Linked DNA regions of Homo sapiens: regions 1 and 3 are each linked to region 2. Evidence: chromatin loops called from intact Hi-C (ENCODE). Cell type or tissue: endothelial cell of umbilical vein. All regions are shown on one strand.

Region 1 (5,000 bases), 170 kb before region 2:
GAGGAGTTGACAACACTGAGTAACCGGAAGGGAGGAACACTTATCCCACTGAAACTGGGATAAAGGTTGCCATGAATGCAAGAGGTGCCTAAATCTCTTGGCATGGGGACTTAATGGGGCCTTATCCCTCCTGCTATATGGTAGCAAAATAAGAAAATAAAAACCAAAGTAATATGCGTTCAATTGCTGTTACTGTTTACTCAATGTCAAAATTAAATTTCAGAATATAAAAGATTATAAGAATTTAAAAAGGAAAACAGTATAATATTCTAGGGGAAAAGGAAAGAGTTATTAGGGGAAGTATTAAATAACTCCCTTTTTTTGCCCCAGAAAAGTACTAGCAGTTTCTTTTGACTCTTACGTGCAGATTAAACCCCCTTTAAAAGAAACTTTTCCCGGGGGACCAGGGGAAGGAAGGGAAAGGTTAAAGGGAATTTATAATATCAATAAAATGTCTATAACACCTCAAAACCTCTTCCAGTATCCCCTCCTACCTTCTACCTATACTGCCAACTGAGGCCAGACCATATCACTCACCAGTAAAACATGCCTGCCTTGAGTCAGGGGAGCTGAGAAACATAGCCACCCGTCACTCAGTTGGGCAACACAACACAACAGTATTTTTAGGAGGGGGAAAATAGCTTTTCACTTCAAACGACTGGAGGAATTTAAGTAGGCCGCATGTAATTACATGAGCTAGACTAGTTATGACACTGACTTTAACACTTCTACTCTTGCAAAAAGTGTCATGGGATCTCTTTACTGGTCATAAGCTCCAAGGGACTTGGTCTCATATGAGACCCACCACCAGTGAGAAAACCCAGCAGTACAGCGCCCCCTGGGCTCCAGACTGAGTCACTGATAAAGTCCACAGGGCCATCCACTAATGATAATCGCTGTAGCATCCATTATTTCTTTCCTAGCTGTCACCTGTTGCAGGTTTGAGATTGTGGCTCTGGGAACACACATCTGCCAGATTAATGAGGTTGTGTGACATACGTGAGAGAAACCACTCTGCCCTAGTAAGCTTTCTACTCATACCCCAGGTAGTTAATTTTATATACAAATTCCTGTGGATCAGTCTAGCACATGGTCATAGAATTTCAGAGAAAGCTGGAAGAGACCCTTCCTCTGGTCGCCACACTTCCCTGATTAAAAGTTAAGTTGTTCAACATCACATTGCCACTCAGTGGTGGAACTGGACAAACCCAGGCCTCCTGATTCCAAGACCAGCACTCTTTCTTGTTCACACTTGGAATAGACTGTTACTCTTGAAAAAACTGCTATAAAGTAATGTATTGGACTCGAACAGGCTTTTCCCTTTTGGGTTGAAAGCTGCATGAAATAACCCTGTCCCTGTGATGAGTCACAGAAGCCACAGAGGTTAGCTGTTACATGACTCGTAGTCCTATCCACATGAATGGGCAATTTTGTAATATATGCCTGAATTCTGAGGGCTTTCTCTGTCTCTAAAGCTATGCAATCAAAACCACATGAGAGTAGAAGAGAGATGCATGATTGAGAGGCATGTTAACGACTTACGGGTGATGATGTAGTCCTGAGTTAGAGTCTCAGCTTGTTTTGCCTTCCGCTGGGTTTTAACCACACATAATTTTGCTCCCCTAACGGGTGTAAAAGCAAATTATTTTCTTTACTTGGTCTTAGAAACAGAAAATTTCATGTTGAAAACATGAGATACTTTCAGGAACATACTCTGTGCATGCACTCCATCTACACAAGTACTTGACTTTCTGAGGGATGGCAACAGATGGGCTCTCAGTGATAAAAGCTTAAACTTATGGAAAAGCAAGTCTGTCAGTCAGTGGTTATTAACAAGCAAGAGGGTTGGAGAGGTAACAGGGCAACAGGACACAAGTTTACAAAACCTATAGGAATAATGTGAAATTTTAAGATCTTAAATAATAAAATTACCCAACCTTTTCACTCTAAAGGTCACAGGGTTAAAATTTTAGTTTATGTCTCAGACTAAAGCAACCTGGGTGGTCTACACCCCAAATGGCATATGTCCACTTTTCAAATACAAGAGTACAAGTGTCTGGAACTGAGTTGGCTTGGCAGTGTTGCCGAGGGGCTATGGCCCAAGAATGTGTGGGATTAACCAAAAATGTGCTTAGAACATTGCACTTCTCCTTAGTAGTACAGAGTTATCCTTTTCAAGAGAAGCAAATACAAATAAGTAAATTTCTTAAAGCAAAGCTTCCACAGAAAGTGCCTTCTAAATGGGTGCTATCAAATGAGGCTCATCATTTTCTCAAGTGAAACAGACTCCCATCCTAAGTACATTAGCATTTTTAATTTCTTTTTTAAAAAACAAATAAAATCCTATTTGTTTTCAAATACCATAAATATACTTTATTGTATAAGGCCAGGATTCCAACTCTAGTCCAGGAAGCTCTGAAGGAAGATGGGGCTGTCTGCTTCTATTCAGAGCAAAATTATGGCCAATGAATATTCATTAATAGAGGCTGGCTTTCCTTTCCTCAAAGGATGTGGGACCTTAAAACAGGTTTATATGGGACCCCAGTAAATTTCACATGTGAATTTTAATGCTAGTTAACCAAGTCTTACTCTAAAGAAAGCTTATCAGTCACTGTACTTTAAGAGAGAGAAACAAAACCATCTTTTCTGGGTGATGACACATATCCATCTTTGTGCCTAAGCAAAACGGAAATAACTGAGGAAATGACTGAACCTCTAGTTACGTTTTCAGACTTTTGAAATACAGTGGTATGCTTAAGTTTGAAACTTGGGTGGGCATGGGGGTGGAGGGGAAACGTATCTGTGCTGTCCCTTTCTGCGGACAGAGAATAATCTTGCCAAACATCCAAACTGCTAGAAGCCAAAAAAGAAAGAAGCAAAATGGACAAGCTGATTCCATTTCCTGTAAGTGGTTAGTTCCCTGCTTTGTTAAATCTCTTACATGTATCACTGCTAATGCCTCTGTCCAGGGTGGTATGCAAAGTGGGCAGAACGTTTTTCCCCCTTGCACTCAACATTTCAGCTAAACAACTGCAAATTCCCAGGAAACTTTCGCTTTGAATTCAGTGTGGATCAAGGGCAATATTCAAATCCTTTTTAAAGCACAATACCAGGAGTTTGAGGCTTTACTTTGTTCCAGCTGCATTTTCTAAATGGGTGGATCTCCATCAAAGTGGGAAATAAATAAAAGCGGGGGTGGGAGGGAAATCCCTCCCCCCAGTTGTTGTCATCCATCTAAAACAGGCAATACTTATGAAATACCTCTGACTCTTGTTGGGGTCGTAATAGACTTTAGCCAATCCATTTCCAGTTCCAACCATGATCTGGTTCAGCTTTGGATGCCACAGGCAGCGAACAACACTCTGCAAAGGAAAAGCGCAGTGGTTGACTAAAGAGGCCAGATAAAAATGGAAACAATCCTGCTGGTACTTTGATGGCTAGTCTACTATATCAAATATCATCCTGATGGTTTACCTCTAACTTTCAGACATTTTCTTTTAAACCATAAAGTTGTGTTCCTGAAGTAAAATTCCATTCCATCACTTATTATCTGGGTGATACTCCATAAAAATAAAAAAGATGTTCTCTTCCTGACATTATCTCCCTTTCTGGACAGCCCTGAAACCACAAAATTAGGTTTCCCAGGTCCATTACCACGTGAGGCTGGCATCATGGAATGCTAAATCCACATAACTCAGTTACACTTACCACTGAAGCGAATTTCATGCTCTTACACACATACAATATGTCCCTCTGGACAGCAGATTGAGACCAGGTGGTTATTGTTTTTAGTTCACAAAGATCCAAATCTCATAAAGCTTTTTCAGAAACAATGCACATTTGTAGGCATTTAATAATGTCTCCCTATCTATGAGATAAAACAGCAGGACAACAGCAGAAGTAAAACAGAGATACAGAATACAAAGACTTGACATTAACCTAAATGAAAAGCTGTTTAAGAGAAGGTTCACTGGAAGTTATGATCCTATGAATTCATTACTGGTAAGGAAAATAAGTGGTGCTCTGGGGCTGAAAAGAACCACAAGTTCTCAGTGAGAACTATAACCTGTTTTTAATTTTTGTCTGTGGTAAGAGGGCAGAGGTGGGAGGGATAGCGTGGACAGAATTAAAGGGAAAAAAGATGAAGCTAATGTTAGTAAACAGAAACCCCATGTACTAGGTTCTATAGAACTCACTCTGATAGAACAAGATATGAGTGGAAGCATTAATTCAATGTTTATTAATAATCTATCACTTGTCAAACTATATATAGGGACTAAAGGGGAAAAGGGTATGATTAGATATTAGCATTTTATAGTTCTAGTGGTAAAATGAAAATCATGACTACGTCTCCTAAATCTACTTTGGGCTGAATTTCTTTGGTTCCTTGTCTCTACTCATTCCACTCTTTTGTTAAGACAGAATATCTTGAAATCTCTCAGATCCTTTTTGATAGAACATTGATTCCCAGCTGGGCATGGTGGCACGCGCCTGTAGTCCGAGCTACTCAGGAGGCTGAGGCAGGAAGATTGCTTGAGCCTAGGAGTTTGAGGCTTCAGTGAGCTATGATTGTGCCACTGCATTCCAGCCTGGGTGACAGAGTGAGACTCTGTCTCTTAAAAAAAAAAAAAAGAAAGAAAGAAAGAAAGAAAAAAACAAAGAAATAAAAATTCTGACTCCCATGTGAATGGCAAAAAAATAGGCCAAAAAAAAATAGGTAAATGGCTGCAAACCCTTACCTGAGATTCCAGAGGAACTAAGGAGAAAGCTGAAAAGAGTCTACAAGACTTTTATTTAATTCATATCTGATTTAACAGACTTACTCTAGAAGAGTGGTTCTTAACCTATGTACCACTGAAGAGGAATGGGATATTGTACAGAGAAAATCAAATCAGAATGGCTGTGTTTTCCCCATCAGCTGGGGGGAAAATTAAGTTAAAGGGGCAGGTTTTCACAACTTTAGGCTTGCTTTCCACAATTTTTCTCAAATCTATGGTGCC
Region 2 (5,000 bases):
GTCAGGCGTGTTGGCATATGCCTGTAGTCCCAGCTACTCGGGACGCTGAGGCAGGAGAATTGCTTGAACCCAGGAGGTGGAGGTTGCAGTGAGCCAAGATCACGCTACTGCACTACAGCCTGGGCAACAGAGCAAGACTCCATCTCAAAAACAAAACAAAACAAAACAAAAAAAACTGAACATTATACCACAAGTAAGAACTATATCACAGCAGGGAAAGGGGCTTCTGGCATAAGGTTAAGCGGGAAAAGGTGAAGTTTTAGGTAAACTATACTTATAGCATGCTCAAGTACATGTAAAAACATTCTAAGATATTTCCTCCTCTCAAAACATTACTAGTTCTGAACTATTAGAGCATGGGAATCAGGGGTGAGATCTTGCCTCACTAAACTGCCCAAGATTTCTGCAATGTTGTTATACTGCTTTTAGATATAAGGAAATACAAAGGGCACCAGAAAAAAAATCATAGACTTATTACCTCATAACCTTAAGAAATTCATTCATCAATCTAAGCATTTGAGAACTTCATCTCTTTTAATGTTTATGAGAATGTTGTGTTGGAAGTGGGGATAAGATAGAATTCATTTAATGCTTATAAATCATAAATAATAAACATCATTAATAAGTGTTTTAAGAGTCTAGGAAAAAAGACTGCCTCATATCACTACGTTATACTAATTATGCTGTGAACTGGTTGGGCTTTTCCTGTCAATTTTTTCTGTGAATTTTCCAATGCATTTGTTGCCTACAATTCTAGCAGCTGCCATTAGGTGGTGCCTTCTCATGGGAGCTAAGGCCTAAATAAAGGAAGAGGTAAGGTACACAACACAATTCTATAAACAGTAGAACATGTTATCAATAATCATAATAAAATGTAGCTAACTATTCACTCTAAGAGATGGCTGGCTACATAAGAAACATAATTTAAAGAAATGTAAATAATTCCCTAATACATATTTAAACCATATATTTAACCTTTATTTCCTCCATTAAGTTCCTGTAAAAATCTGTAACTAAGACACAGAGGCACATAACTGTAGTCCCAATACTCGAGAGGCTGAGGCAGGAGGGTCATGTAAGCCCAGGAGTTTGAGGCTGTAGTGCACTATGATTACACCTGTGAATAACCACTGCGCTCCAGCCTGGGTAACATAGCAATACCCTGTCTATTTAAAATGTGTGTGTGTGTGTGTGTGTGTGTGTGCGTGCAGGTGCATGCGTGTGTGAGTATGTGTGTGTGTGTGTCTGTTAGCCTAAAAGGTAACAGCCTACAGTTTATTCTGTTCACTGCTTCTGCTTATTTCTGCCTTGCTTTGACCACTTTAAGGCTTCTGGGATTTACAGCTGGGTATGAAATCTTACTGATGCCTGGAATTATTTTCATTTAGCTACTTTCCTGGACTTCCATTCATCTTTCAACCTCAATCTAAAACATTATTTCCATTGTGAAGCCTCCCCTGATCATCCAAGCAACATCTTCCTCCAAATCTCACAGAACTTGAGTCAGGCAGACCTAAGTATAATGCTTATTTAGCCCTCTGTAAGACAGTAGGCCAGCACATACACATATATTTTATGAGCCAGCAATGCTGGCCTATGACCAAGATTACATCAGCCTATAAAGCCAGCCAGTTCTTTATAGGCCAAGACCTAGCAGAGACAGGCTCACAATTTTCCACAATAGCTCTTAACAGATACATGACTTAGTAGCTGTCTTTGGTAATGCTGGCTAAGTACAAACAACCTGAGCGTACTTAAAAAAAAAAAAAAAAAAGGAGTATTGCACTAAATCAATGGCAAAGTTTGCAACAAATTAATTAACCAAATGGATCAACTGTCTCTGTGGAAGGCTGTTGTTAAAACAATATTCCATAATCCCTCTAAGACAGATGTTTATAAACCTTTCAATAATACTAACAATAATAATAGCAACTAACTTTTATGGAGTGCTACCATGTGATGACACTATTCTTAGCACTTTAAGTACATGAACTCAATTAATGCTCGCACAATCCCATTTTACAGAAGACAAAATAGAGGCATGGAGACATTAAATAACTTGCCAAAAGTCACACACTTAGTAAATGGCAGAGCCTGGATTCAAACCTAGATATTCTGGCTCCAGAGCCTGTCCTCAGAACTACTACATTATATTTCCTTGCAGCTAAAAGAAATATAGAATGTTTTCAAAATCTGGAGAAAAGACACAATAATGAACTTGTGACTGCGTACCACACTCAATAAAGGTGGTGATTTGCACATAGAAGATACATTTTACACAGCCTCAGCACATGCACAAGCACACATGCGCACGCACAGACACATACACACCTGAAACAAAAACTTCAGGAAACAGTACTGCTTGCGACACACACTGACAATTTCTACTCTATTTTATTTTGTAGAAAATGTTGGTCATGATGCCAAAAAAATCTTAACATTCAGTTTGAAAAAGCACCGCACTACCACAGGATCAGCCTTTAGTACACAACTATCCATTCTGAACAGGATACAGATGGTTGTGGGCTTAAGATAAGAAGGCCAGAGAAGGAATGTGGTATAACGGAGCCAGACGTGAGTTCCAATCCCTAACTCCACCCCTAAATAAATGTGTAACATAGCAAGTCACTTCCTTCTTTCAACCAATGCCTTGAAGATTAAGTTAGGGTATATAAAGCTCCCGGATCACAACACTCATAAAGAAAGGGCTATTTTCTTCCCCCACACCAACTATCAAGTTTACTCTGTTGGCTTAAAGTCCTTTTTATTAAAGCAGGGGCTGAGGTTATTTTGAAGTAAGAAAAGATCCAGAAATTGACAATAGGACTTACTGAAGATTCAAGCACCCTCTTATCTGCAGAGAACTTTCTCAGGCGAGTCTGAGCTAACTTGCAGGCTGAAAAGTACCTACAGGAAAACTCTGCTCTTGGACTATAGAATCTGTGTCTCTTGACAATTAGGGCTTCTTGTTACTCTGAAGAAACAATCCAGAATGAGCCACTTCCATCCTATTGCTGTAACTTAGCATTATGAGTGTCAATGATCACAGGAGACAGGAAAGCACCCTGGAGAGTAAGGACCATGTTGTTTTTATCTCTGTGCATTCAGCTCAAGGCTGGTGCCAAATGTAGCGAACGACCCAAAATAGTAGATATTTTTAAAAAATGTTTGTGGAGTTTAACTGAAGAAAAATTTTCAGCTCTGGCAAATGGAGAAAGGGCACTCTAAATGCAAACCTGTATCTATCATCTTATCATCTGTTTCACTTCTGTGGGACCCCTTTTTTGCCTCTTATTCCTGCACTCAAACAAAAGGTAACCATTCTTGGTAACTACTTTTATGCTATCCACTGCTTTCACTCCTCTTGCTAATCAAAGTCCTTCCTAATGAAAGTTTACCACTGGCTTGCTTCTTTGTAGTTTAAAAATTCTTCTTAACATAGATAACTGGTATTTCTTTAAAGGTCAGGATTAAATTAATGTAGTCTAAGTCTTATTTTACAGATAAAGACACTGGTTCAGAAAGGACAAATACGTTGCCTAAGCTTAGACAAGGAGTAGATGATAGATGTTGAATTTATGTTTCAAGCTTTGCGCGATAGTAATAGCAAACTTGGCCTTTTGTATTTAAAATGCATCTGGTTGAAGGAAACAAAAAACAGAATGGAAGTAAATATATTAAGTATCTACTATGTGCTAAGTACTGTGCCCTCTATACATCATCACATTTAAAGCTTGCAACAAACCTACAAAGTTGTACAAATATTTATCTTATAAATTATCTGGTTGACATAAAAAAAAATATGGAGCTCGGCTGGGTGCAGTAGCTCATGCCTGTAATACCAGCACTTTGGGAGGTCGAAGCAGCTGGAATGCCTGAGGTCAGGAGTTCGAAACCAGCCTGGCCAACATGGTGAAACCCCATCTCTACTGAAAATACAAAAATTAGCCGGGCATGGTGGTGGGCGCCTGTAATTCCAACTACTCGGGAGGCTGAGGCAGGTGAATCACTTGAACCCGGGAGGCAGAGTTTGCAGTGAGCGAGATTGCACCACTGCACTGTAGCCTGGGCGACAGAGTGAGACTCCGTCTCAAAAAAAAAAAAAAAAAAAAAACTAAACAATGAAACAATAAAAAATAATTTTTTTTTTTTTTTGAGAAAGAGTCTCACTTTCTCACCCAGGCTGGAGTGCAATGGCACAGTCTCAGCTCACTGCAACCTCCATCTCCTGGGTTCGAGCGATTCTCCTGCCTCAGCCTCCCAAGTAGCTAGGACTAAGGCATGTGCCACCACACCCAGCTAATTTTTTGTATTTTTAGTAGAGACAGGGTTTCACCATGTTGGCAAGGCTGGTCTTGAACTCCTGACCTCGTGATCCACCTGCCTCGGCCTCCCAAAGTGCCAGGATTAGAGGTGTGAGCCACCATGCCCAGCTAAAATAATAACTTTTTCAAGACACAGACAGCACAATAAGACATAAATAGTAATAACAAAAAGTTAAAAAGCTAGGGGACTATGTTAAGGCACAGTCTTCACTAGTTTTTTTTGTTGTTGTAATTTTTTTTTTGCGGAGGGGGGGAACAAAGTTTTACTCCTGTTGCCCAGGCTGGAGTGCAATGGTGTAATCTCAGCTCACCGCAACCTCTGCCTCCCGGGTTCAAGTGATTCTCCTGCCTCGGCCTCCTGAGCAGCTGGGACTACAGGCATGTGCCACCATGCCTGGCTAATTTTTTGTATTTTTAGTAGAGATGGGGTTTCTCCATGTTGGTCAGGCTGGTCTTGAACTCCTGACCTCAGGTGATCCACCTGCCTCGCCTCCCAAAGTGCTGGGATTACAGGCGTGAGCCACTGCACCCAGCCAGTCTTCACTAGTTTTCTTTTGCTTGTTTGTTGATTTGTTTATGCAAATAACGTTAAGCTGCTATCATCTTAAAATAATGGGTTACAAGATAGTATCTGCAAGCCTCATAGTAACCTCAAACCAAAAAAACATACAACAG
Region 3 (5,000 bases), 180 kb before region 2:
AGAAGGAATTTTCTCTCATTCCAATCCATCCTGCCCTCAAAACCAACATTCTTACAGCATAATTCAGAACCTTTAATAAGAGCTGTGTGTTGTTTGCTGAATAAAGACTAGGTTCTTCAAAAAAAGAGTATTCAACTTTAGCACACTGAACATCTCTACCAAGCCTAAGGAACACCAGTGTTTTGTAGGAGCATAGTGAGAGAATCATAGCTTTAAACATTGTAGCTATTCTTTCTTTTTGGCAATTTTTATCTTTGAATTTATTTCCAGCAGTTATTCTTTTGAAAACGTTTAGAAATCCACATATGAGAAATATTTTAAAAACTCAATTCAGAGCTATCTAGGACATTTTAAATGGATTTCTTTAGTCACCACTTTATCAAAACAATGAGGAACAGATGATTAGGCAACCTCTAGCAATGTTAGGACTAGAACCAGGAGATTTCTTCCCTGGGGGATGGTCTAATTTGCCCTTGGCACAGAAAACTACTATAAAAATAAATCAACAACATCAAGCAAAAGTAAAACGACAGATACAAAGAGATAAAATGTTAATGGATTTGAAAACACTTAAAAGCTGGTCCACAAATTCCCACTTTTAAAGCTAACAGGAAACAAATAAAAACAATAACAACCAACAAACCCTCTATTTTACATCGTCACTGGCCACAAAAATGGTTTCCTTTCTGGGCTGCTTGAAGAAATGGAATTTGTACACTGATGTTAAGAAATATTCTGTTGGAATGAGAACACATGGACACAGGGAGGGGAACATCACACACCAGGGCCAGTCGGGGTATGGGGGGCTGGGGGAGGGATAGCATTAGGAGAAATACCTATTGTAGATGACAGGTTGATGGGTACAGCAAACCACCATGGCACGTGTATACCTATGTAACAAACCTGTATGTTCTGCACATGTATCCCAGAACTTAAAGTATATATATATATGAAAAAGAAATATTCTGTTGGGTGCTTCCACAAGGAAGAGTAGAACCCAACAAATCAAATAGACACTAAAAACATGACAGCAACATAAGAAATACACAAACAAATTGCAAGAAATATACTCCACCACTTCCAGAAAGCAATTCTGTCACCTACCCATTCTGTGTCTTCTAGCTAACAATTCTTTCAGAATTTTATACCTCATTTCTCAAGAGACAAGAAATTATCAACTCAAGCTTACTGCCTCATGGCAGATTATCTCCCTTGCCCAAAACAAAAGCAAAAGCCTATAAAGGGATTGACTCGAAGGAAAAGTAGGTAAGGGGAACATTCCATTCAGCCAAATATATAATTACTGTGGGTGTACAACAGGTTAATGGGGATCTAGCAAGCCTCACTGGAGAATGAGTGAAGTATCTACCTTAACGAAGTCAGCTTTAACCAGACTATTCCATATACTGGTTTATGGCCCACACTTACCCATGTTTCTGACGACTAATTTAAAAACCTAAACTTACAGAGGGCTGATGTGAACCTTGCATTTTCCAGTTTGAGTAACTCATCTGGGGAAGAGTAAACATTTTCCACTTGATTATAAATGTCAACTTGTTTACTAGAGTTACCAAGAAAAGGAGAGCAGATTAGACATCAACGTGGTCATTGCTGCCAATCATTAAATAAGCAAACAAGGGAAGGCTAAAAGGTTTTTTGTTTTATTTTGCTTTAGCTTCGGTAACTCTGCATTTGCTAATAGTTAATATGATTTCATAAAGCAAACAGAAAAGCTTAAGCAAATGTCTTTCTCAAATCTATAAATTCTGGATAGCTGATACTTTGTGCTGATTAAATTTCCCCTTGATACTTTTTGGAAAACTGATTCTCAAGATTATTTTTACAAAGTGAGTCTTTTCCAGCAACTGTATGCTACAGAAAAATAACAGAAACTCAACAGAAAGCAAGTCCCACCTTCAGTGCTTCCATCCAGAGGAATTTTGTGTAGAGCAGCCAGTAATGAATAAAGAGTCCCTCTGCAATCTTCTAAAAGGGCATTTTTGGGGTGCATTGTTTGTGTGAGAGATTCAAAGTATTACAGGACTGTCCTTTCTCTTCTGATTAAGCTTTGACCTATGTCTTCTACACGGCCCTTCTCTAGCACTCAGGCCAGAGTGAAGTCGTCTTCACTGTAACAAAATGTTTTCAGCTGCAGTGGAAAGTCCACAGGTCAAATTCTTTTTAATTATGGATGTTCCTCTGATATGATTCCTTCAAAAAGCATAAAGTGAGCTCCAGGGTAACAGAGCAAGTATGAGGCGAAATCACTTGCATTACTTAGTCATCAGCACATGAGTATAAACCACAAGCTTTTTTGGCTCAGGGCCCATTGTTTATTATGAAGGAAAACCTCAAAGCCAAAGTCAATTATAGCCATGACTTTCAATCTGACACACTTGTTAACCCTGTTAGAATGAATATGGCCCAGATGAACTCTGACACAGTCATCACAATTGCAGAATTATTAAGATTAAATAAAAGCCTTGACCAAAAAATTCCACTTGAAATGATTCCTTTTTTTGGTGAAGAGCTAATCGAAGTTGTTGTTTTTTTGTTTGTTTTTTTTTTTTTTAAATATTAGGCACACTAGGCAACAAGATGTTTCTAGATAAAGCATTTTCTATTTTCTTCAGGAAATGAACATATAATATTTTAGAAAATAAACACATCTCAGGCTCATAAATAGGGTATACTGACTCATTATGCTATGTGTGAGAGTTCAAAGACTGTGAAGATGGAAAAAAGAACATACATGAGACCTACGGAAACTGTGAAAATAGGAAACAAAGAAAGAGACAGGAAAAGAGAAACAGAATTCTACAAAATTGCCATTAGCTACCTTATCACCAAATGGATAAACAAGTTACAAAGACAAAATCTTTGAAGAACACACAGGCTTGAGACAGCCCAGGTATCACCAAAGCACTCTCTTAATAAGTTCCCATTTATAAGATATATAACTGTGTGCCACAATTTCTATTAAAAAACATGCACGAAAGCTTGGCATTGGTGTAGCCCTGCCCAACTTCATGGATCAGGAAAACAGCCTCAGTGAAGGTAACTCGCCAGGGGGTGGCGGAGCTGAAGCTAAATCTCAGGACTTCTGATTCTTAGTCCAGTGTTCCCTCTGTTACACCATGCTGGCTCATACAATGATCTTTTAGCTTTACTATTACTCAAGTTTTCTAATAACTACTACCAGTTGCTTTATGATGAAAAGCAGTACACTGTACTTAGTTACAGTTATAGGCTTGATTCTGAAGCCAGAATGCTTGCATTCAAATCCCAGTTTTGCCACCTGCTACCTCTGTGGCTTTGGTCAAATTATAAGCCTCAATCTCCTTATCGGTAAAATGGGGACAATAATAACACTTGCCTCACAGGGCTGCTGTGAGGATTAAATTAATAATATATATAAAGTTTTAAAACAAGCCTGGCATAGTATAAGTAAAATAAAAGTATCATTATTATTATATACCTTGCTTTGGATATCAGGTGTTCCTCACTTCATATAATAGATGTATTTCCCAAAAGCAGTATGTAGAATATATTTGGTAAATTAATTTTTATGTTAAACACAATATAGCAGCTTGCTACTTTTTAAAGGAAATAATTTTATTAAGCAAATAATATTTCTTCACTATGAATTTCTATAATTGAAATAATCTAGTCAGTAAATTTGAATTTTCTTAAGGGAGAATAATTTGTTGCTTGTTTTCATAATTACTTTTGTACTATTAAAGAATAATTTGTTGCTTGTTTTCATAATTACTTTTGTACTATTACAGAATAATTTGTTGTTTTCCATAATTACTTTTTACTATTACCAAACATAAGTGTGCAAAACAATCACCCAGGGCACCTCTTAATATTCAGATTCCCACCCCTAATCCCACAAAGCCCCCTTGAGTTGGTTTAGGATGGAGTCCAGAAATCTGCATTTTTAAACAACCCCCCCACCGCAAAAAAAAAAGAAAAAAAAAAAAAACTACATACACCGCTCTGATGCAGGCAGTTCACAAAACCACTTTCAGAAACATTGGCTTCTACACAGGAATACAGTGGAGAGTGACAATTAGTCACCTAAATATAACTCTGGAAAAAATATATTTTCTCTCTGTGCATTTATGATTCTTCCTGACACAAATAACACATAAACCTTCACTTGCTCACAGAGTGGCTTCTTTAAATATTGCCTACAACTCAACATGACTTTAAATGGATCCTTTATAGGTGGGAATGATATTTTAACACATACATACACACATATTCATATATCCAATATCAGACAAGATATGCACACTGAAAATTAAGTTGACCGAACCAGCAAATAATGGCAGCCTATCTGGCAAGAAAAGTGACGTGGTTGACAGAGCTGTCATTCTGTCAGGCTGCTGGCCAGGGTCCAGGCTCCCACACACATCTATCCTTGTCTGATGTGTAAGCTAATAGCTTTCTGGATCTACATCCTGCCCATTCCCCAGCCAGCTCCTTTTCTCTCCCTCCAGCAGCATCTTCTTACAAGAAACTGAAACTGAATCTGCCTATGTGTAGCTGAACAAGAGTCCTCTGTGATCCTGCTGTGTTTGAAAATTTTCATGGCTGTTACATTGCTAGGGCCAGGAATGAAACTTAAATAATCTATAAATGTAAACTCTTTAAAGACTCTTTGTTATCATCACCAGTGGATATTGGTGAGTGTATGTCATGTGTAGGCAGGCACATTTGTGGAATGTCTAATTGTGCTTTTCTGTGATAAAGCGAGATATGGTAAATAAATCTTCATTTCATCACTGACAGAAGTCAATTGCAGTGAAGAAAAAAAACCAACCAGACACACATTCTCAATTACAGTGACCTTTACGAAAAGATCCTTTTAAATATTAGCTTCCTTTCAAATACTTTGCTACTTGGCAGTAAACAGTATACTCTAGCAGGTGAACACAGGAGAAATAGCACTGCAATCCTAGCTAACAAATTACATGCCACAGACAGACAGT

Evidence for each region. Hi-C counts contacts between places; a loop is a spot of excess contacts. Peaks named below come from ENCODE experiments on the same cell type or tissue, not always from the same donor. Only the 100,000 strongest peaks of a DNase experiment are listed, where the experiment ranks them.
Region 1: a loop joins it to region 2, with 6 times the contacts of the local background. A loop is called at or near these places in 3 of 110 quality-filtered maps.
Region 3: it touches region 2 in a loop (6-fold over the local background); 2 of 110 quality-filtered maps call a loop at or near these places.

Annotation. Positions count from the first base shown.
Region 1 is chr5:37,719,477-37,724,476 of GRCh38, reverse strand. It overlaps WDR70 (WD repeat domain 70), which reads right to left. Exons shown (of 18, transcript NM_018034.4): 14 at 3,262-3,362; 15 at 1,543-1,622. Among named protein-coding and RNA genes, the nearest start is that of GDNF-AS1, 120 kb to the left of the region's middle. RefSeq lists an enhancer at 1-445. In endothelial cell of umbilical vein, a CTCF peak has its summit at 860; a DNase peak (open chromatin) is centred at 2,776; H3K27ac peaks cover 2,004 bases.
Region 2 is chr5:37,550,883-37,555,882 of GRCh38, reverse strand. All of the region lies in intron 9 of WDR70 (WD repeat domain 70), which reads right to left. Among named protein-coding and RNA genes, the nearest start is that of WDR70, 170 kb to the right of the region's middle. RefSeq lists a silencer at 2,402-2,696 and an enhancer at 2,402-2,696. In endothelial cell of umbilical vein, a CTCF peak has its summit at 753 (motif pointing right); DNase peaks (open chromatin) are centred at 1,602, 2,532 and 3,372; H3K4me3 peaks cover 232 bases; H3K27ac peaks cover 2,214 bases.
Region 3 is chr5:37,735,602-37,740,601 of GRCh38, reverse strand. All of the region lies in intron 17 of WDR70 (WD repeat domain 70), which reads right to left. Among named protein-coding and RNA genes, the nearest start is that of GDNF-AS1, 100 kb to the left of the region's middle. In endothelial cell of umbilical vein, no CTCF peak of the experiment used is centred here; DNase peaks (open chromatin) are centred at 2,341 and 2,761; H3K27ac peaks cover 274 bases.